Regions from separate parts of the Homo sapiens genome. Here region 1 is linked to region 2. A link is a loop called in an ENCODE intact Hi-C map of the cell type or tissue named here. Cell type or tissue: PC-3. All regions are shown on one strand. Each heading gives the region's core, and the rest is flanking DNA. Links, peaks and the distances in the headings are about the cores only. Region 1 overlaps MAML2 (mastermind like transcriptional coactivator 2). Region 2 overlaps MAML2 (mastermind like transcriptional coactivator 2).

What was found. A loop is a pair of places that touch in the nucleus more often than their neighbours do. Peaks named below come from ENCODE experiments on the same cell type or tissue, not always from the same donor. Only the 100,000 strongest peaks of a DNase experiment are listed, where the experiment ranks them.
Region 1: a loop joins it to region 2, with 2.7 times the contacts of the local background. A loop is called at or near these places in 2 of 110 quality-filtered maps.

The regions. Positions count from the first base shown.
Region 1 is chr11:95,972,479-95,980,940 of GRCh38, reverse strand. MAML2 (mastermind like transcriptional coactivator 2) reads left to right here. Exons shown (of 5, transcript NM_032427.4): 5 at 978-4,343. The coding sequence ends at 1,993. Among named protein-coding and RNA genes, the nearest start is that of MTMR2, 53 kb to the right of the region's middle. In PC-3, for the core only: no CTCF peak of the experiment used is centred there; a DNase peak (open chromatin) is centred at 3,160; H3K4me3 peaks cover 737 bases; H3K27ac peaks cover 2,131 bases.
Region 2 is chr11:96,033,741-96,042,202 of GRCh38, reverse strand. All of the region lies in intron 2 of MAML2 (mastermind like transcriptional coactivator 2), which reads left to right. Among named protein-coding and RNA genes, the nearest start is that of MTMR2, 110 kb to the right of the region's middle. RefSeq lists an enhancer at 1,894-2,394. In PC-3, for the core only: a CTCF peak has its summit at 4,508; DNase peaks (open chromatin) are centred at 3,932 and 4,402; H3K4me3 peaks cover 833 bases; H3K27ac peaks cover 3,462 bases.

The DNA of each region.
Region 1 (8,462 bases), core at 1,522-5,521, 60 kb after region 2:
CTTCATCCAGGACCAGCAGTCCAGTTTTTCAGCCTTCAGGCTGTGTTAGGTTTGAAGGCGTGGGGGAGACCCTTGTCTGCCTCCTGGGTCTCTGTCAATATCCTATCAGTTATTGACAGGCATCAGTTTAACTGGCAGGCACTTTGAGACTCCACAGATTGCCCAATACTAAGTGTTAAATGAAAGATTCGAAGGGCAAATACTGCTGGAGAGAGGAGGCTGGAAGATAAAAGAAAGTTTAATGGAGGAGCTTCGGCCTTAGCCTGAACCTTGAGGAAAATATAGGGCTCAGTGAGGAAGGGAAATCCCATAAGCAAAGGTGGCTCACAGTGCATTGAGTAACAATTTGATAGTAACTACACCTCCTGGAACTGAAGAATTTCTTTATGAGATAATTTCTAGAGCACTGAATTCCAGATGTTTAAAGAGATGGAGATTTACCCTTTGAACACTGGGGAGTCACTGGGGTAGCTTCTTGAATGGGGATGATTCAAAGAATGGGACATGATTTTCAAGGCCATAGTTTGGGAATATTAATCTAGGAGCCGTGTGTAGCATTCATCCACACTTTCTCATTTGGACCTGGGGTAAACAGTAACATGGATTTCATGAGAGCTGACTAATCAAGACTGTAGTCTCTGGACTTGGAACATAGTAAAGCTAATTCAAAATGGAAGATTGACTATTACCTCCCTTCAATGACTTCAGAAGAGGAATAAAATAAAACCTACAAGATAGAACTATTCTATTTTAGTCTTCTTTTTGTAATATGTAAACTTCTGAACCAAAAAGTGACCTCAGGTGCTCCTTCCTCCTAAGAGCTGTCTTGTTCCTTTTATATAATTTATTTGATCATTATTTCGCCTAAATTGTCTTACACCTGAAAGCAGTTTCAGATTGATGAGTTATTGAAAAGTGCAGTTACAGAGGAGATAACATGCTGCTACGAACTAATAAAATTCTCTTCTTTTTCTCAGGTGGCTCATCCACAATAAGCTTAAACTCTAACCAGGCTTTGGCAAACCCAGTTTCAACACACACCATTTTAACTCCCAATTCCAGCCTCCTGTCTACTTCTCACGGGACAAGAATGCCATCATTATCTACAGCAGTTCAGAATATGGGGATGTATGGAAATCTGCCTTGTAATCAACCTAACACATACAGTGTCACTTCAGGAATGAATCAATTGACCCAACAGAGAAACCCAAAGCAATTGTTAGCAAATCAAAACAACCCTATGATGCCACGGCCACCTACCTTAGGGCCAAGTAATAATAACAATGTAGCCACTTTTGGAGCTGGATCTGTTGGTAATTCACAACAATTGAGACCAAATTTAACCCATAGTATGGCAAGCATGCCACCACAGAGAACATCAAACGTAATGATCACATCCAACACAACTGCACCAAACTGGGCCTCTCAAGAAGGAACAAGCAAACAGCAAGAAGCCCTGACGTCTGCAGGAGTCCGCTTCCCCACAGGTACACCTGCAGCCTATACCCCAAATCAGTCACTGCAACAGGCAGTAGGTAGCCAGCAATTTTCCCAGAGGGCAGTGGCTCCTCCTAACCAGTTAACACCAGCAGTGCAAATGAGACCCATGAACCAAATGAGCCAAACACTAAATGGGCAAACCATGGGTCCCCTCAGGGGTCTGAATCTCAGACCCAATCAGCTAAGCACACAGATTTTGCCTAATTTGAATCAGTCAGGAACAGGGTTGAATCAGTCGAGGACGGGCATCAACCAGCCACCATCCCTGACGCCCAGCAATTTTCCTTCACCCAACCAAAGTTCCAGGGCTTTTCAAGGAACTGACCACAGCAGTGACTTAGCTTTTGACTTCCTCAGCCAACAAAATGATAACATGGGCCCTGCCCTAAACAGTGATGCTGATTTCATTGATTCTTTATTGAAGACAGAGCCTGGTAATGATGACTGGATGAAAGACATCAATCTTGATGAAATCTTGGGGAACAATTCCTAAAGAAGAAAGGGAAGACAATTTACAAACTCCAAGCACTAAAAGGCAGTATATTACAGAAACTCTGTAGAGGCTGAACTGTTGATGTTCAGGTGGACTACATGAAGATAACATGCTTAAAAATGGAAAGCAGAAAGTAACTGCAGTGATGAACATTTTGGTCCAAATTCTTGTTTTAAATCTTACACCTGAAAGTAAAATATTGGGATCACTTTTCCCTGTCTAAACTCCAGGATACAGTATCCAATTTATCCAAACAGAACTGTGGTGTCAATGTGTAATTAATTGTGTAAAATAGCCTTCCCAAGTTTCTTTTTCCCTGGAAAATAAAAAAGGTAATAGAACTTGTAGTTTATTTAAACCCCATGTCATGAGGAGGTACTAGTTCCAAGCAACAAACTCCTTAATTTGCTCTAATAGATAGGTATGGTTTAATCTTTCCATTGTGTCTTTTCATTTAATTTTCCTGAAGCTTGCAGGATAGATTGAAATGTTATAGGTTTGTTTGGAGTAACCAAACAGTATGCAAATTAAGAAAAAGCCAGAGAACCTAGAAAACATCCAGTGGATTACAGAATTTCTTCCCCATATTCACTCCTCACTTTTACAATTTTCCCACAATCCTCTACTTCAGTGGGATGCTGTGTCTAGTGATTAAACAAAAATATAGAGCTGTGCAATTTGATTTTGGCTTCCACAACGAATATCTGAATCCATTCCAAATGAAATTTTAGATATAACAAAGACTTGTCCTAATCATACTGAAATATTGGTGCACACCTCTCTGCATTAGATTTCACTTTTTTAAAAAACCCAGTGGACATTGCTATAAATAAGATTTATTTGGCTACAAATAACCTGGGATGTTGCTTATTATGATTGATGCCTGCTGGTTTGTTCCCAAGCTGAGTGAAATTGAACCTCGTCCTCCCTACTCATTTTGATGACTGAGGCTGGTTTATAAGAAAAGGAAGTTTGGAGAAGAAAACCGAGATTAGAAAATATCATGTTTTGGTTGGAGATAAGAACCAGGGATGGCAAGTACCAGTGTGTACAAATGTATTTCACGGAGTTTGAAGGAACGCATAATCAAGAGGGAAAACAATTTGTCCTTCATTGGACGTATTATTTGGATTTGGGTGAGCAACAAAATGGAATGTGGTCTGTTAGGAGCATTCTGTTTGTTCTTTTGTCCCTGATGTGATGAATCATTGCCACATGCTAGATGGACTCTTCATATCCAGGTTTTGTCCCTCAGGGCTGAGCACTGTATTAAAGAGTTTTTGTTGAGTCATTTAACCTTAGTGTCCACATCCAGATCAGCTGTAAAATGGGGAAGACGTGTGCTGATTTGGAATGAATGCAAAATATCACTATCATTTTCCTAATTACAGAGGAGCAAAGGTTATCTTCAGCCCTTTCAGTTCTATGCTCACATATTCAAATATCAAATGTAATTTAGCTGAAGTTATTTAATAATCAAGTCTTTCAATATCTGTTCAAAGAAAAAGAACACACTTTGAAAATTCTGCAAAGCTGTCTCCCAGTCTTTAAAATGTCTGGAAGCACTCTCCTTCTTTACAATACCAACATCACTGGCCCAGAATCTTCCCTGTGCTAGTTTGTAAATATAAATAAATTACTTGTTTTGTAAACTTTTGTAAAGAATATTTTGGTAGAAATACTTCAAACATATTCTTTGGGTTATATTTATACATATGTGAAATAAATATACTATCAAAAGGTTATATTTTATACAAAAAGTAAATTGCTACCTTTTGTATGCTAATATGCAAAGTTTTGTATAATATGATGGTTTATTTTTAGCTCTACACTTAAACCATAGGTGGTTGAGTGGGAACTTTTGAAAACTATCAAGAGGCTTGTTAGACAAATTTATATTCTGAAACCTCAATAAGAAAGCATTCCAGGTTTCAATCCTTGTTTTTTGTCCTGCTCCCAAATTCTTTTTTAAACCCATAGTTCTTGTGTCTTATTTGATTCTTCTGCTGTGCACATTGTATTGGTCCTTGTTGCATGTAGTCTACTGTGTGTTTTCCGATTTTATAAGGCAGCATTTCTCCATACAAAAAGAAAAAAAATGATGTACATATAAACGCTTTTGTTGTATGGCTCCTCCATGTTACTGTATATATCTGCCAGCACTTCCCAGTTACACTCCTGTGAGTCAGCTTATTTTTACCCTAACATAAATAGTATGTTTTGTAGTAGTTATCAAATTTAAGAGATAAAGCAATCAGAATGTTTGGATTTTCTTCTATCTTAATGTGAATTTCATAATTAATGTCTATTTATTCAGCTATTCATTAAAATACAGGATTCTTTGGGAAAACATGATGTGTAGTCTGTAGTTTGTTTGTTAGCAGCCTATTACCAAAGGTGACATAATTTTCCTGAAAGCAGAGATAATGACAATTTGATAGACATATTTAGCTAAAACCTTAAGATTTACAACTTAAGAGCTATTGGAATACAATCTGCCATTTTTAGAAATACCAGACCACTTAATTGTTGGCATTGTTTATCATCCTGACATAGAGAGGAGGTAGAAGCAATTTTTCTTTTTTGTTTTAAGTCAAAGACTAGAAAGCAGTTTAAGCAAGTAATTCGGTCTTGGCTTTGTATTAAGCCCTATGAAGATAAATAACTCTGCTCTAAGTGAATGCGCTAATGTTACCTGCATTACTGTAAACGTACCATAACGGTAAAGATTTCAACTTGTAAAACAAGTATGTTGTATTGCGTATAATTTCATGTGTAAAAAACTGTTTAAAAAAATTCAGAAGTAGGCCAGGCGTGATGGCTCACGCCTGTAATCCCAGCATTTTGGGAGGCCAAGGCGGGTGGATAACGAGGTCAAGAGATCGAGACCATCCTGATCAACATGGTGAAACCTCATCTCTACTAAAAATACAAAGAATTAGCCAGGTGTGGTGGTGGGAGCCTGTAGTCCCAGCTCCTCGAGAGGCTGAGGCAGGAAAATCACTTGAACCCGGGAGGCGGAGGTTGCAGTGAGCCCAGATTGCGCCACTGCACTCCAGCCTGGCAACAGAGCGAGACTCCATCTCAAAAAAAAAAAAAAAAAAATTCAGAAATCGTTATCCTGTATGAAATCATACTTTCAGTTATCAACAATATTGTTGCTTCATTATACAAAGTTCTGAAAACTATTCATAATAATGGGTACTTAAAGGCAAGTTTAGTCTCTCGGAAGCTTCTGAACGAGTGAAATGTTGACTTGTCACAGTGTTCTTTAGTTGACTTAAAAAGTTTGTATTAACATTCTATATGCATGGCATCTACTAAATACTAGGGAAATACAACCTAATTCGCAGGCACTGTGGGCATTTGCCTGGCCTGCTGTGTGGCATTTGGTCAGACCGGCTAGTGAACACAGGCTAGGTAAACACAGCCCGACTGGACATATTTACACAGCCCTTCTTGAGAGTCAAGGAGGTTGAGAGTAAGATGGGTCTTTAGAGGAGGCAAGAAGAACCATTCCAAATTCTCCTGCACTGCTGTCTAAATATGTTGTTAAGCTCTCATTATCCCTTTCCCCTCTACTAAAAAAGTATGTGACATTGTCTTTGTTATTAGCATTATTAATAAACCAATAATGAAATTATAATGAAATTGAAAATTTTTTTTTTGAGATGGAGTCTAGCTCTGTCGCCCAGTCTGGAGTGCAGTGGCGTGATCTCTGCTCACTGCAAGCTCCATCTCCCAGTTTCATGCCATTCTCCTGCCTCAGCCTCCCAAGTAGCTGGGACCACAGGCACCCGCCACCACACCCGGCTAATTTTTTGTATTCTTAGTAGAGATGGGGTTTCACCGTGTTAGCCAGGATGGTCTCGATCTCCTGACCTCATGATCTACCCCCCTTGGCCTCCCAAAGTGTTGGGATTACAGGCATGAGCCATTGCACCCAGCCTGAAATTCACATTTTTATATAGTCCCTATTCTAATGAGCCTGGAAGGTCAGATAGGAAATAAAATCCACATTTTAAAAAAATAAATAATGTATATACAGATTAAGAGAAAAATGTGTAATTACAAAATTATCTATGAACCCCATTGTGTAGCCATGGAAGTAGAACTGAGAGTGGAAAAGTAAGTACGAAAGAGAGAAAAGCTCAGCTCCTTCCCAACCTTTAGTTGCCAAAGGCTGTTCAAATTGTTAACCATTTTATCCACAATTTCTCTTTTACATTTCTGTGACTGTTTTTGCACCCCAAAAAAAAGGGTTTGGGGCTGAAATAACACTATTCCCTTTCAACTCTAAAACCCTGTGTTAGATTTTCTTCCAAAACTAAGTAGAAAATTAGCCAAAAAAAGACTCATTAGCATCCTTTCTAAAATAAAGAAATTTTATTTTAGGAGAAAATCAGTACTTTGAGTAATATACTCCATTGGGTATATATTAATGAACTTCTGTGATTTGTAAATGGCAGTGTAACAGCTTCTAATATCCTTAAGTTCCTGTTCTCGTGCTGCTATAAAGATACTACCTGAGACTGGGTAATTTATAAAGAAAAGAGGCTTAATTGACTCACAGTGCTGTATGGCTGGGAGGCCTCAGGAAACTTACGATCATGGTGGAAGGCAAATGGGGAAGCAGATACGTCTTATGTGATGGCAGGAGAGAAAATGCACAGTGGAAATTGCCATTTTTAAACCATCAGATCTCATGTGAACTCCTGCACTATCACAAGAACAGCATGGCGGAACCACCCCATGATCCAATCACCTCCCACCAGGTCCCTCTCAACACATGGAGATTACTATTTGAGATGAGATTTGGGTAGGGACACAGAGCCAAATATCATAGATGAAGTACCAGGAGTGTCCTAGGATCAGCTTCATTGGCAGCAATAAAATAACTAAAACCTTGTACCATGAGAATTAAGAAAACATATTGACCTTAGATTTTTAAAATCAAAATGCTGTTGCTTAGGTTTTTAAAACCAAAATGCTGATCTGCATGCAATAATATAAATAGAGAGCTTCTGTTTGTTTACATAAATAGCATCTTAAATTCCCTTTTATCAAATGTAAGTCATCTTCAGCTCTAGGATGTGCAAGAATATACAAATGCTTTCTACAATACTTAGGATTCTTTCAGCAAAAGGGAAGGAGGAAGGGTAGGAAAGAGAAAATAATATATACAATACTGCATACATATATAGAAACTTCTTTTGGGGTTCTTTCAGCAAAAAGAGGATAGAAGGATGGGAGAAAGGATGGAAAGAAAACATGTCTCCAACAGGCTTAGAAAAAAGAATGTACTGCTTAACATAACTAAAACTTCTGGGAGATATTTAGTTTAGGTATGGCTGTATACAGCAGCTCAACAATGTCAAGAATTGGTTCCTTTATGTCTCTCGCCTTTGCTTCCCTGTGTCTTGTCTCCATCCTTGGGCATGCCCTTCTCTTATATTGGCAAAGTGGTTGACAACCTCCAGATTTAACATCCTCATAAGTCCATGTTCAGCATAAACAGAGTGAATGTTTTCCTTTCAAAAGACCTAACTGTGTGTCTCATAGACTTTAATTAGGGTGTGTGCCCATCCCTGAACAATCACTTTGGCCAAGGAGGTACAGTGTACTGATTGGCCAGGCCTGAATCAAATGTCTATCCCTGTAGGCAGAAGTAGTATTAATACCACCGAAACCAAATGGGCTGAGGGTGAGAAAGGGGTAATTTCTCAAAGGAAAATCAGGTTGTTATTGTCAGGGAAAAAAATAAATAAATACAAGAAACCGATGTAAAAAAAAAAAAACCTCACAAATATTTACTACCTTTTTCTGGCTGCCCTTTTTTTCATACACACTGTATTCCCCATATCTTAAATTACAAAATCTCACTAATAATCCAAACACACTCACCTTCTTCCTATAGAGAGACAATCTAAATCTCATCTGTTTGCTGCATTCACCTCTTAGACCAGCACAGCTAGGTGAGGTAAACTCTTTTGCCAAGTGAAGACAGACCAGCAACCTAAGCCCAAAAGATGTTTATTCACCTCCAGTGTATACAATAAACATTCAGTGTGGAAAGAGAAGAGGATAATGGTAAGGATGAGTTCTACTTGGAAGAGAAACTAAAATGTATAGATAACATCTTAAGAGTAAAAATTATTTTGCCCTTGAGCTTTTGAATCAACAGCTTGGGGGAGAAGAGACATAAAAACTTTCTTCTGTCCTCAGGATGCATGCCAGTTGCATTTTACATTGAGAATAATTGTCTCTTTCCTCAGAGAGTATATTATATAAGGTGCTTGGGAGGGGCCTAGAGAATCAGAATTCTCTCTGGTCCCAGTCATATCTCCTGCTAACATCCCTATCTCTCTGACTTAGTATACAATAACTTTAGCTTAGGATTGAGAATTCAACATTCTTTAAAAAGTCTCAACTGATTTCTAATTAGAGAAATGAAAACCAATTCAAATAT
Region 2 (8,462 bases), core at 2,533-6,532:
AGATCGAGACCATCCTGGCTAACACGGTAAAACCTCGTCTCTACTAAAAATACAAAAAATTAGCCAGGCATGGTGGCGGGCGCCTGTAGTCCCAGCCACTCGGGAGGCTGAGGCAGGAGAATGGCCTGAACCCGGGAGGTGGAGCTTGCAGTGAGCCAAGATCGTGCCACTGCACTCCAGCCTGGGCAACAGAGCAAGACTCTGTCTCAAAAAAAAAAAAAAAAAAATTAGCCGGGCGTGGTGGCATATGCCTGTAATCCCAGCTACTCAAGAGGCTGAGGCAGGAGAATCGCTTGAACCTGGGAGGCGGAGGTTGCTATGAGCCGAGATGCGCCATTGCACTCCAGCCTGGGCAACAAAGTGAAACTCTGTCCCCCAAAAAAAAGAAAGAAAAAAGAGAAGGGCTAGATCCAGGCAGACAATGGAAACTGGGAGAAAGGACAGATTTAATAGGCATTTCAGAAAAAAAAAAAATCACTCACTCCAGCTAGTTTGGCTTCCTTACAATTTCTCATACATCAGGCACACTCTTGCCTGATGGAGGTTCCTACTGACTGAAACGCAATGGAACACACTTCCTCCAGATGACCATGGATCACCTCCATAGACTCTTCAAGTTTTGCTTGAATACCACCTTCTTTTTTCTTTCTTTCTTTCTTTCCCTTCCTCCTTCCTTCCCTTCCTTCCCTTCCTTCCTTTCCTTCCTTTCCTTCTTTCTTTCTTTTTATGGAGTCTCACTCTGTTGCCCAGGCTGGCTCACTGTAACCTCCACCTCCTGGGCTCAAGCAATTCTCCTGCCTCAGCCTCCTGAGTAGCTGGGACCACAGGCACCCACCACTATGCCCGGCTAAATTTTTTTTTTTTTTGTATTTTTAGTAGAGAGGGGGTTTCACTATGTTGGCCAGGCTGGTCTTGAACTCCTGACCTCAAGTGATCCACTTGCCTCAGCCTCCCAAAGTGCTGGGATTACTGGTGTGAGCCACCACACCTGGCCTTGAATATCACCTGTTTAATGAGCCCTGCTGTAACCAACCTACTTGAAAATCCATACCCTTACCAAAATCCATGTGTTCAGAATGTTCATAGCAGCAATATTTAGGATAGCCAGCAACTAGAAAATACCCAAGTGCCCATCAGCAACTGGAAGGGTAAATAAATTGTGGTATAATCACATACTGGAACATACTCTACAGCAATCACAATGAATGACTGATCTACAACTACATGCAACAACGTGGATGAATCTCAGAAGCATAATGTTGAAGAGAAAGAAGCCTGATTAAAAATACATAATATACAATTCCATTTATATAAATAAAAGTACAAAAACAGTCAGCACTGAGCTTTGCTATTTGAAAACAGAATAATAGTTATCTTAGGCAGGGTGGTTAGTTATGAGAAGTACACAGGAGGTTTCTTTTGTTTTGTTTTTCTTTGAGACAAAGTCTCACTCTGTCGCCCAGAAGGGAGTGCAGTGGCACGATCTCGGCTCACTGCAACCCCCGCCTCCTGGGTTCAAGCAATTCTCGTACCTCAGCCTCCTGGGTAGCTAGGATTACAGGCGCCCACCACCATGCCCAGCTAATTTTTGTATTTTTAGTAGAGACGAGGTTTCACCATGTTGGTCAGGCTGTTCTCAAACTCCTGACCTCAGGTGATCCACCCGCCTCGGCCTCCCAAAGTGCTGGGATTACAGGTGTGAGCCACCGTGCCCAGCCAAGGAGGTTTTTTAGACTGTTGGTAATGTTTTGTTTTTTGTTCTCCAAGCTAGTTACATAAAGGTCATATATTGTGTGCAAACTCAGAGTTGTACATTAATGATATGATACTTTTCTGTGTGTGTATTATACTGCAATAGAAAGTTTAGAAAATGCAATTTTTACCCCAACACTTTTCATCTCTGTTACTCTATTTTTCTGTAATGCTTGCCATCTTCTAATATGTACTATAATTATGACATTTATTATATTATTTCCTCATTAGATGTAAGTTCTATGAATGCCAGGATTTTTATGTCTGCTTTATCTGTCACCTTGAAGTGTACCTGGCACATAATAAATAATATAATGAATGAACAAACTATTGAACCAGGAAAACATGAATAGAATAGGCCAGGCTCAGACATCTAAAGGGAACCCCGGTTTGAGGACTTGTGTTGCTTTGGAAGTGTCTCATTCCTGAGTGCAGCGAATAGGCTGCTAGCCCCAGGTTGTGATGATCTTTTTTTTTTTTTTTTTTTGAGACAGAGTCCTGCTCTGTCACTGTCGCTCAGGCTGGAGTGCAGTGGCACGATCTCTGCTCACTGCAAGCTTCGCCTCCCGGGTTCACGCCATTCTCCTGCCTCAGCCTCCTGAGTAGCTGGGACTACAGGCACCCGCCACTACGCCCGGCTAATTTTTGTATTTTGAGAGACAGGGTTTCACCGTGTTAGGGTTTCACCATGTTAGCCAGGATGGTCTCGATCTCCTGACCTCGTGATCCGCCTGCCTTGGCCTCCCAAAGTGCTGGGATTACAGGCGTGAGCCACCGCGCCCGGCCGATGATCTCTTTTCCTGCCTGTCTAAAGGTTACTTTTTCAAGGCTACTTCTGGGCCTTTAAGCTTTCTTTCTTATCCTAAACTATTTATTCTATTTGCGCCATGTCAGAAACCTTCCCATATTCAATGCAAAGCTCAAATGTCATCTTCTCCATAAAGCCTTTCTTAGCAGCCTCAACCCAAATTCCTCTAGCTCCTCCTATGTTACTTTTATGGAATTCTTTTCTGTTCCCTCCTCTCCTCTTCCCTCCTCCCCTCTCCCCTCTCCTGTCTCCTCTCCTCCCCTCTCCCTTATCCCCCTCCCCTCTCCTGTCTCCTCTCTCCTCTCCCCTCCCCTCCTCTCCTCCTCTCTCCCCTCTCTTCTCTCTTCTCTCACCTCTGTCTCCTCCTCTCCCCTCCTCTCCTCTTTTTCTGAGTTGGTCTTGCTCTGTCACTGAGGCTGGAGTTCAGTGGTGCAATCATGGCTCCCTGAAACCTCAACCTCCTAGGCTCAAGTGATCCTTCTGCTTCAGCCTCCCAAGTAGCTGGGACTACAGGCATACATCATCATGCCTGACTAATTCTTTAAAAACATTTTTGTGTAGACAGGGTCTCACTATGTTGCCTAAGCTGGTCTCAAACTCCTGGGCTCAAGTGAACTTGGCCTGCCAAAGTGCTGGGATTACAGATGTGTGCCACCAGTAATTCCGCCTGGCCTAGAATTATTTTCATTCATTTATTTATTCATTCATTCATTTGACAAGTATTATTAAGCACCTACTAAATGCCACATACTATACTAAGTGCTGAAGATACAAGGTTGAATAAAACAGTTATGTCTTTGATAGGGCTAGGTTTCAATAGAGTAGATGAACAATAAGTATATAAGGAAATACATAAAATCATTTTGGGTACTTTGAAAAAAATTAAGCAAGGTAGAGAGTTAGAGAGTGATGGAAGTGCTATTTTAGATAAGTTATGAGGGAAGACTTCTCTATAGGCAACACTGGAGAAGTGACCCAGATAAAGTAAGGACCATGAGGAGGAGCATTCCAGTTAGAGGAAACAGCAAATACAAATACCATGCAGTAAGAGCAAGCTTGGTATATGGGTCTCTTGCTGTGAATTCCTCCAGATAGGGCTTAAGTGCCTAGCACATTGCTTTGGATGAGAAAGTTCTAAGCGATTGAATAGTTGAACCAGTTTAAAACATTGAATTTATTCAAGATCTAGTCATAATTTTTATCTATTTTGCGTTTTTCCTTAGATCAACATTTCCTAAGATGTGTTCAGTAGAAGACATTCCAAATTGATTTACGCAAAATCTAGTTTCACCACATACACCAAAATGGTTCTGTGGTTAAATGAGTATAAGGAACGATGAAGATGTGTATGTCGATATAATACAGGTGTTGCTAAGACCCACAGTAAAACAAACAAGCAAACAAAAAAATGTCTAGTACATTATTTTCTAACCACAACCTTCCTTTCCCATAGAACACACATTACTAATGCACAAGACAGTAAAATTCCATAGAATTCAATTTGGTGGAGCATGTTCCTCAGATTCCTTCATTTTATATTAAGTATATATTTATTAAATTCTTAATATTTACCTGCTTTCATATTTTACGAGTAAAATATAGATGCCAGAATATTACAATGTTATTCTAATTATGGCACAAGAATGTGGATTTTCAACATTCTCTTTAGTACGTTAATGTAATACCTATTTTCACAGCCCCACCCTGCCTAATTTTAGCCTATATCTAGTGATCTTTATTAGCCAAGCCATCTCTTGGGGTATTTTGTCACTGTCAGGATTGGGAGTTAAAATATCAAGAGGCAAGTTTATGAGCCTTGAAGTAAACAAATAGCAGTCAAGGAAACAGAAACAAAGCTTAGAATGCCCAGCGAGAGCTCCTGGCTGGTGACACATCCAGGCTCTGTGGGTGAATTGCCTTTGAACACAGCTCCCTCTGGGAGAAAAGATCCAGCCAATTGCTGGTTCTAACCTGTGTGTTTTTGGTTTCTTCCCCTTTGCACGTCCTCTCTGAATTGGCCTGTTCTATGTTACTGGTGATTGCCTCAAAACTCAGAAGTCATAGTATCAATCTAAGCTTCTTTGCTCACTGATTGGAGACCTCTTTAAGTATTTATTAGTTTTCCATGGTCACCAGCCAGCTGGTGAATGCATGCTTCAGTAACAGGGCTAAATTTGCAAACAGCTGTCAAATAAAGTTGAAACTGTCTTACAACCGTGTATAAGGGTGTTTGTCTCGAAATGCATGTGTATATATCAGAGAAAGAGCAAGAGAGAGAACACCTGGACTTTTGGACAATTTAGCCAAAGATCTTGTAGCCACTGGTGATTTTTAAAAGGAGAAAAGAGCACTTATTCTTATTTTATTGTGGGCACGTCATTTAGCATTACAGGTTTAAAGGCAGCAGGGAAACTGCAAAGCCAGAGTTATTTTTTTTGTTGTTGTTGTTTTTTTATTTTTTATTTTCTGAGGCATTAGTTGCTGTGAAGAAAAACAAGCCAAAGTTTTGCTTGTGGGCAGAAACATCCCAGAATGCATCTGGTGACTGGGCAGAAAGCAAGTACTGGCAAGAGCCCAGGTGCGTTGGCTCCCGACGGCAGTGCAGGAACAACCTAGGCGGTATTCTCAGACTCCGATCAAATTTCCAAGATGGATCCAGTTCAAAATTATCTACTCCGCTTTCACTTATCTAAGATGGTGCTCCAAGTTTAGGATTACAGTCCTCTGAGCTGGGAGTGGAGACTATAGGGAGAAAACCCACTGGTGTTTTTAAATACCATGAAAGGTGTTTTATCTTGTTTAAGTTAGCCGCAGCACACCTGGAAATTAGAAATATACTGTCATTCCTGGGGAATTCAAGGCAGTAAGAATTATTGGGGGTTAACAATTTTCAGGAATTTGGATCGCCACATCTCAGCCCCGGAGTTATTTTTACAATGGGACTTCTTGGTTAAATCTCTAAATTTAAATAGATAAGGATTCAACATATTCTTGAATCTTGAGATCTAGTTTCCCTCATCATGGGCCAAGTAGGAAAGAAAGAAGTGAAACCCTCAAATCACAATGTATCCCTATTTGCCATCCTATCGTGAGCTCCTAAAATCTTATTTTCACACCAAGTGCTTTTTCACCGTCCACTGCAACTGTGATTGTGGTGGTGACCAGACCTGTTCCAGGGGCTCTGAGTCAGGAATGGTGATCATGTGTTCTTTCCCATCATATTCCTGCAGAGAGTAGTGCTAAAAGAGTTTAAAATGAATGAAAGATCCACCTCTCCTAGTTGTTAGAGGAAATAAAACTCTCTAGAGTGAACTTAAAGTGCCCTTCTACCCCTACTTAAAACCTGAGACATACCATCTTTTTTCTTGGGCCCTATACCTATATCTTACCCCCGGCTTTTTGATTATGTCCGTTTGTATGTGTCATTCCGGTGGGGTTAAGCCACTCATTAGATGAGAGATTTTCTGTGTGTCATGTGCCTACTTTATTATAGAATTACATGTGTAGCATCTCAAAGAATAGCTATGTTTTCCACAAAAATCTGTTTTAATTGAACATAATACTGTGGTAAAGTTTTTTAAAATTGCTATACTTGTGCATTATTTTATTCAGTTATATTCTGTTTTTTGAGGGTTTCACTGTATGACAGGCACAGTTTCAGACCATTTTCACATTTAATCCCTGTAGCCTCACTGAGGAGTCTATATCCTAACCCTTAGTTCACAGATGCCCAGCACGTGTATCAGAGAGGTTATGTAACTTGCCCACGGTCACATGGAGCTAGGACTCGAATGGAGGCCTTTTGATTTTGAATTTGTTTGTCTTCCTTTCATCTCTCTGTGTGTGAGGCACTGTTGCATTTCATGGAACAGAAATCTCCTCAGTCTCTTTTGAATATATGAAGATTTCCTGGAAGAATACAGTGGAGTCTTAGAGAACCCAATGTTGGGAGAATACCAAAAAATGGGAAAGCACAGCAGTAATCTTCCCTGTCTCTGTGCTTCCTTCCTTCTGAGATCTCATGATCTCTTGCTTCATTCCTCTCTGAAGTTTCCTCTACAAAGATCTTAGTTACTGTTGCCCAGTGATTTCAGCCTGCACAGGACTTTGGGTTACCACGATACTATTTCTTGCTCTACATGACTTTCCAGTGCCAGGAGCTAACACCTGACAGACCCAGTCTCCTATCTTCCGTAGAATCCACATCCTCAGAAAACAAGAATTTGATTGATCTAGGCAGAGCAGATTGTTCCAAAAGAAGGTGCTGTGAGAAAATAATGGGCATACCTAAAACACGCACTACTTTTTTAAAAGACACTCTATTTGAAATTTTAAAATCAGAATTACTTATGGTTGGCTTCGCATAGCTTTCTTCCAGTCTAGCGTGGTTTCTTTTCCACATTCCTGCCACTGATATGTCTACCCTCTCTTGACCTATCTCACACTTGCCCTGATTGCCTTTCTAAAGGGTACCACACAATTCCAGAATTCTAATCTTTTATCTTTGTGGTAGTTATGCAAATTCTTTTCCTTCTTTGGGAGTTAAATTCCACCTCCACTTCCTCAAGGTAGCTTTCCCATATTACCCAGTAATTATATTAGTCTGTCCTTAATTCCAGGACCTTTGCCTATGAGGACGGGTTCAAATAATTCAGAAAGCAGACAAGCCTTTTAATCTTTTAAACTAAACCTCTTGGACACTCCCATATGCTTCCCCATGTGACTAAGGGCATATATTGAAAACCATATGGTTACAATGATTAGAGTCCAAGAAAAAGCTAACTGGCCCTATATGATCAAACCAATAACTCTGACCCCCAAAAATGCCATCTAGACAAAATATGACCTCAAATTTATAGTGGATAGTCTGAGTCCAGTGCTCAGAGATGCCATGTATTTTCCCTTTAGAATATGCTTTTAAGATTTCTCGTGATGCTAAATGATTTTGAATGCTCAATAAAGTATCAAAAAAGATTAAAGTATCAAAAATAATTTTGGTATTCTGGGCAGAATTTGAAAAGCTTCAAGTCTTTTCTTATTACTTTGCTACTTCCACAAAATTTTTTTGCATTAGAAATGGAGCTTTATAGTAAGTTGATGGAATTATTTTTAATTATGTGGTTTCATAAATAACAAATGTTTTTAAACAGAAGAAATCTCTCTCTGACACACACACACACACACACTCTCTCTCTCTCTCTCTCTCTCTCACACACACACACACACACACACACTTCAAAGTATTTGACCAACTGCCCTAGCTGGCTGACTGTGCTGTTTTAGAAGCAATGAAAGGACAGGGAGATGGGGGTCATATTCTGTGCTTCCTGGATTGGTTGTTAGTCATTAGATACAAACAGTATAAAACCCAGACTTTATGAGTGATCATTATGTTATTATATATCTTTATGAGACGCATTCCCCTCAGGCCACCTAAAGTACTACAATGTTTTAGATGTTGAACTATTTAACCATAATTATTACAACTAAAACCTCATTAAATGTATCCAATAAAGTAGATTCAATGCTTCCACTTAGTTTAGTTTAGTAACAAGAGCTATAAGGAACGTTGTTCTTTCCCCAAAGAGTTTAAAATTTGAGGATTGGCCAACAATAGGGAGTGGGGGATAAAAATAATAGGAAAGAAAAGATTTTCCTTAAAACCCTTTGTAAAGTGTTTTCTATTTTCATGCCTAACAAATGAAGCCTTCATCATCTTTGCTTCTGGGAAGAGTTTCAAGCCTAAGAAACACAATTGGAAACCTGCCGTGTTGCAGCCCATCCTCTGTTAGTAATTCCAACTGGATCCAAATGGAATATCTCCCTTCCAAGAGCTCTCTGAAAAAAATCTCGTGATGAGAGATGAAACCCAGCCAATGCAACCTGGAAGGTTTCACATTTA